2 separate regions of the Homo sapiens genome follow, and region 2 is linked to region 1. Evidence: chromatin contacts called from ENCODE POLR2A ChIA-PET data. All regions are on one chromosome and are shown on one strand. The core of a region is the stretch at or near the end of the contact, and the rest is flanking DNA. Distances in the headings are between cores, read along the strand shown. Region 1 holds the start of ZNF789 (zinc finger protein 789). Region 2 has its middle 5.5 kb from the start of CYP3A7-CYP3A51P.

Region 1 (3,209 bases), core at 401-2,900:
ATAAAGAAAATGTGGTACAAATACACCATGGAATACTAAGCAGCCACAAAAAGGAATGAGATCCTGTCCTTTGCAGGGACATGGATGAAGCTGGTGGCCATCAGCCTCAGCAAACTAACACAGGAACAGAAAACCAAACACAGCATGTTCTCATTCATAAGTGGGAATTGAATATTGAGAACGCATGGACACAGAGAGGGGAACAACACACACCTGGGCCTTTTGGGGAGTCGGGGGTAAGGGGAGGGAACTTAGAGGATGGGTCAATAGGTGCAGCAAACCACCATGGCACATGTAACAAACCTGCACGTTCTGCACGTGTATCCTGTTTGTTTTGTTTTGTTTAGAAGAAATAAAAAACAAACAAAACTTGGGAGGCCAAGGCAGGCGGATCACTTGAGGTCAGGAGTTCGAGACCAGCCTGGCCAAAATGGTGAAACCCCGTCTCTACTAAAAACACACACACAAAAAAAATTAGCCGGGAGTGGTAGCGGGCGCCTGTAGTCCCAGCTACTCAGGAGGCTGACGCAGGAGAATGGCGTGAACCCGGGAGGCGGAGCTTGCAGTGAGCCGAGATCGCGCCACTGCACTCCAGCCTGGGCGAGAGCGAGACTGTCTCAAAAAAAAAAGAAAAAAAATTAACCCCTTACTCACATTAAAACTGTATTTTGGGGGTAATTTACATAAGCCACACAATTATCCTTTTAATTAAGATCTAATATTCTTTTTTTTTTTTTTGAGACAGAGTCTCGCTCTGTCGCCAGTCTGGAGTGCAGTGGTGGGATCTCGGCTCACTGCAAGCTCCGCCTCCCGAGTTCAAGTGATTCTCCTGCCTCAGCCTCCCGAGTAGCTGGCACTACAGGCACGCCGCCACCATGCCCAGCTAATTTTTTTTTTTTTTTTTTTTTTTTTGAGACGGAGTCTCGCTCTGTCACCCAGGCTGGAGTGCGGTGGCGCAATCTCGGCTCACCGCAACCTCCGCCTCCCGGGTTCAAGCGCTTCTCCTGCCTCAGCCTCCCGAGTAGCCGGGGTTACAGGCAGGCACCACCATGCCCGGCTAATTTTATTTGTATTTTTAGTAGAGACGGGTTTCTCCATTGTTGGTCAGGCTGGTATCGAACTCCCGACCTCAGGTGATCCACCCGCCTCGGCCTCCCAGAGTGCTGGGATTACAGGCGTGAGCCACCGCGCCCGGCAATTTTTTTGTATTTTTAGTAGAGAAGGGGTTTCACCATGTTGGCCAGGATGATCTAAATCTCTTGACCTGATCCGCCGGCCTCTGCCTCCCAAAGTGCTGGGATTACAGGCGTAAGCCACCGCGCCTGGCCCATTTTTCTTCTTTTATCTGATAACCTTACTCCCCTCCACAAACACACAGCCAAAGAAACGAATTGTGTCGCTCTTGAATCATAGAATAATTCTAAATTATGTTACGATTAAACAGGAGGGGCGGGGCCCTGTCCATCACGTGACTCTCTCGGTGCTGTCTCCGGCCGTTGATTGGCCTGGGCGGGGAGGGCGGCCGTTGATTGGTTCGGGCCCACTCGCGCGGGCGCCACTCTCTTTGTCTGACAAGAGAGTCGTGAAGCCTCCGCGGTCCTAGAGGGGCCGCTGGCTGGGACGCTTCGCTCGGCGCGCGCAGGTGGAGCCAGCGAGAGGCTCTGAGGCTGCCAGAGTGGTTGTGTCTGTTCCTCCGGTAAGGGGTGATTCGCCGAGGGGCGCGGACCAGACAGACCTCGGGTCAGGCCCGGGAACCCCGAGAGGAGAGCCCAGCCCCTGGTGGAGGCGGCTTGGCGGAGATTCGGAGCCGTCAGCAGGTTTGGGGAGAAGGAAACGAGTGTTGTGGGGGGCGTGGGTGCGGGGGGTAGGCCACTGCGCACACCCCCGGCTCGCAGGGGACGCTCCGGGTTTGTGCGGCGGCTCTCGGGGCCTGTGGCACCAGCTTTTGAGTATTTTTGGCGGTGTCAAGTCTTCGGCAGCGAGAGGAGCAAAGTCCGAAGAATGAATGGATGGTGAACGCCTGGACTTGGTTTTGTTAGAGTGGGAGATGAGCCGTGGTTGTTAGTGGAAGGTGTTCACGTGATTGTGAAGCGGCATTTTGGATTTTGTCAAAAGTTAACAGTCCCCTCCAGTTAAAGTTTTAAGAGTTTATTGTGCATGCAGAGGAACAGCTGGCAAATTGTTCCAATGGCAGCTTGGAAAGCTAAATGAGGAAGTGCAGTGATCTTGATTGTAATTGGCCATTATCAACTTGCATTCCTTCTAGGGTAAGTCGAGCTGGATCAGCCTCGCATCTGTAGCTGATTGGTTCAGTTTATCATGCGGACGAGAAAAAAGCTTCTTTCCTGGTCAGCGCACACTTTTCAGGGAAATAAGGAATTGTTGTTGCTGTTGTGTTTGAGACGAAGTGTTACTCTGTTGCCCAGTTTGGAGTACAATGGGCCAATCTCGACTCACTGCAACCTCCAACTCCCGGGTTCAAGCGATTCTCCTGCCTCAGCCTCTCGAGTAGCGGGGACTACAGGCACGCGCCACCATGCCCGGCTAATTTTTGTATTTTTAGTGGAGACTGGGTTTCACTATGTTGGCCAGGCTGGTCTTGAACTCCTGACCTCATGATCCGCCCGCCTCGGCCTCCCAAAGTGCTGGGATTTACAGGTGTGAGCCACCACGCCCGGCCTGTTGTTTTTAAGAGAGACAGGGTCTTGCTCTGTCACCCAGGGTGGAGTGTAGTGGTGCCATCATAGCTCATTGCAGTCTCCAACTCCTGAACTCAAGGGAGAAATCAATGTATTTTAAATGCCTTACATGGCTGTGGGTGGTTGGCCTAGGGCCGTACCCAAAACATGGACTCCATTTAATTTTTCATTAGCAAGTCTGACATTCAGATGCACAGCCTTCACAAACACATTCAGTAAATATAGTGCAGGGGTGTCCAATCTCTTGGCTTCCCTGGGCCACATTGGAAGAAGAATTGTCTTGGACTACACATAAAATACACAAACACTAAAAATAGCTCATGAGCTAAAAAAAAATCGCAAAACAATTTCATAAGGTTTTAAGAAAGTTTACGAGCCGGGCGCGGTGGCTCACGCCTGTAATCCCAGCACTTTGGGAGGCCAAGGCGGGAGGATCACGAGGTCAGGAGATCAAGACCATCCTGGCTAACACGGTGAAACCCCGTCTCTACTAAAAATACAAAAAATTAG
Region 2 (3,209 bases), core at 315-2,814, 270 kb after region 1:
TATGCCTGCTGTGTTCAGGGCATGTGGCAAGCACTAAATATTAAAGAATCAAAATCCTTGTCCTGATGAAGCTATCTCTCTAATAGGACAAAGAGATACTAAACAGTGACAAAAATAATACTGAATTACAAATTGGGAAAAATGCTATGAAGTAAAAGAACCCTTTACTTAAGCTCCCAGTGATATCAGACACAGTTGATCCTTCTTTCTTTCCTTAAACTCTCTCTCTCTTTGAAAGACATGAATACAACAGAATCAACAAGACTTGACAGATGGGAAGTGTGAGACCTTGGATATTCCTGGATCTGTTTCCTCATCTGTCCATGGGGGAAATTGACCAGAATTGGCCTATGAAGACCAAGGTCCTCCTTGTCCCAATCAGAAGACCCCTGCAGGACTGCCTGCCTCTCAGCCTCTGTGTCCCTCTAGGAGTTTTGAAGACATTCCCTGTCCTCTATTCTCATTCTCTTATAGATCACTTAGGGTCCACCAGGTCTTCCAGCCCAATCAAAGACCAACAGCTCCTACAGGCAGGAGAAGAGCAAAGGTGGGATAGGATGCAACTGGGAGAAGATAACCACCCATTTAGGCCCTGAACTTTAAATTATGGATGGGTTTCTTAACTGAGATTGCAGTGAAAGGGTTTCACACATTCTCACACCCACTCACACTCAGCTTTTACTCAAGGAAATGATAGTGAATACGTGTCATGCTAAGTATTTACCCTGCATTAACTGATTCAATCTGTCTAACAACCCATGGTATTGATGTTGTTATGATCCCTATTTTACAGATGAGCAAACTAAGCCACAGGAAGGTTAACTGACCCATCCAAGGTTACGTCACTAATTGCTCTAGCAGAGCCAGGATTCATATGTAGATTCTGTAGCTGGAGAGCCCAGGGTCATAATCTTTTGACATAAGCCCAGCCTTGCCCAAGGACACACAGAGTTAGTGGGGAACTAGCAATGCAGCTCAGGCCTTCTGAATGGGTAGTGGCCAGAGCTCTGTCCCATATGCTGGGACAAAATGAAGTCCCAAAGCAAACTTGTCAGTGAGGACTGGGGTGAAGCAATGTCCTTTCTTCTCCCTGCCTGCCCTTGCCCTGAAGTATATGCACTTCTGTAGACTTTACAACAAAAAAGAAGAGGAGCTCTCTCTCTCCTGCCACCTTGTGAAGAAGGTGCCTTCTTCCACTTTGCCAACTGCCATGATTGCAAGTTTTCTGAGCCTCCCCAACCATATGGAACTGTGACTCAATTAAACCTTTCTTTGTAAATTAAAAAAAAAGAAGAGGAGGAGGACTTAATCATAACTGTTTTCTTTCTACTCTATTCTGGAGTGTCTATTTCTTGATAAAGTAACCACCAACATCTCCATGGCACTTCATAATTTATACAGTTCTTTCCCAACTCTCCTAATATCAGCAAGAAAACTTTGTAAGATGAGTAGTATTAGGATGATTTAACTCATGCTTTATAGATGTGGAAACAGATAGTTAGAAATAGACTTCAGACGTGACTAAGCCATGAAGCCAGGGCATGGAGCAGGACATTGTGATTTCAAATTGCATCAGTGGTGTTCTTGCTGGGATTCCAAGAAGGCTCCTAAAACAACTTGGCAGGTTGTGTCAGCCACACATGAGATAAATATTTCTCTCTACACCTCCCAGCACACTGCCAGTGTAGTTATAAAATGCTACAGAGCTGGTTATGACCATGAAAACAACATGTGCATCCTACACTTTACTAAATTGTGTATTCAGTGAGCTCATGTTTCAGCAGAAAGGGGAATGTTGCAAATAATTCTGACATGTCACAATCAGAATCATTTGTGTTTCCAGGAAAGCAAAAAGTAAAAGGTGATGAAACCAACATGTAAAAGAGAAATCAAAGAATATGAGGCAAATTTCAGAAGAGCACGTGGAAGGGAATTAATGAAACAGGAAATTGGTGAAGGAAATGAAGATTGTCATGAGATGTGTTACAAAACATCAGCAAAACCTACACCATTTCTCATACTCCTTATTTCAGTAACCTCCTAGCTTCTTTTGCCTACCCTGGGCAGTACTTATCCAGGGAATTCCCTACTCAGCCACCAGACAGCATCTCAAAAAACATGGAATCTTAAAGCATGCTTCCTTGGCTTCAGTCCCTGCAACTGTTCCTATCACTCACAGGATAAAATCTAAGTATATCTAGGAAGTAACACAAGACCCTTTCTCATCTGGCCACTGTTAGCTTCTTCAGCCTGTCTCAGTCCACTTCTCCAACTGTACACGGTGTTTTAAGCAAATGGTGCGATTGGCTACTCCCCAGGCTCTGCAAAAATGATGTGTTCGTGTCTCCTTGTGTCCACACAAGCTGTTCTTTAGCATAGACTGGGTCCAACCCAGCTTCCATCTGGTGCATTCCTAACCATCCTTCAGGAGTCAACCAGGGCATCATCTCCCCAACAAGCCTCTTTCATGACCACAGCAAGCAAATGCTGGAGAGGGTCCCGCTGGTGCTTTCTCACAGTTTTAACAGCTGGACACACAGTGGCTGTCATCCCGGGATGCTCACAGAATTCACATGCATGAGGAGCTTTTAAAAACCACAGATTCACTGTGTGTGGAGGCACAAAACTGTAATCTCAGCACTTTGGGAGGCTGAGGCAGGCAGATCATGAGGTCAGGAATTTGAGACTAGCCTGTCCAAGAGATCACAATGGCCTATATTGTAAAACCCCGTCTCTACTAAAAATACAAAAATTAGCCAGGAGTGGTGGTGGATGCCTGTAATCCCAGCTACACAGAAGGCTGAGGCAGGAGAATCACTTGAACCCAGGAGGTGGAGGTTGCAGTGGGCCGAGATCAGGCCATTGCACTCCAACCCCAGCCTGGGAGACAAAGCAGGACTCCAACTCAAAAAACAAACAAACAAACAAACAAACAAACATAAAACCCACAGGTTCCTGGGCCTACCAGAAATGAGAAAGGGTTGCCTAGGAGCCTAACAATGAGGAGGCAGGGACCATTGAGGGCCATCTGGAGAGACTCCAAAGTGTCCCATCAATCCAGTTACATGAAAAAGAAGGCATCACACCCAACTCATTCAATGAGGGCCACATGATCCAAATCTGAAAAAAATCAGGACCGCAAAGGAAGATGACATGCCAGTCTCATTCATCGGCATCAGTGCAAAAATGCTGAACACAATAGTAGCAAG

The links. ChIA-PET counts read pairs that join two places held with the same protein, here RNA polymerase II (POLR2A).
Region 2: POLR2A ChIA-PET joins it to region 1 with 11 read pairs in RWPE1. The contact joins the enhancer-like site here to the promoter of ZNF789 in region 1. POLR2A ChIA-PET finds 5 or more read pairs at or near these places in 4 of 52 experiments (HCT116, MCF 10A, PC-9 and 1 more).

The regions. Positions count from the first base shown.
Region 1 is chr7:99,471,240-99,474,448 of GRCh38, forward strand. It overlaps ZNF789 (zinc finger protein 789), which reads left to right and starts at 1,651. Exons shown (of 5, transcript NM_213603.3): 1 at 1,651-1,817. RefSeq lists enhancers at 891-1,050, 1,271-1,360, 1,651-1,940.
Region 2 is chr7:99,739,092-99,742,300 of GRCh38, forward strand. No RefSeq gene overlaps it. Among named protein-coding and RNA genes, the nearest start is that of CYP3A7-CYP3A51P, 5.5 kb to the left of the region's middle. RefSeq lists enhancers at 657-1,169, 1,009-1,027, 2,352-2,370. Within about 2 kb of position 1,565, at least 2 of the 41 ENCODE cell types and tissues checked have a DNase peak (open chromatin) inside an H3K27ac peak, as active enhancers do.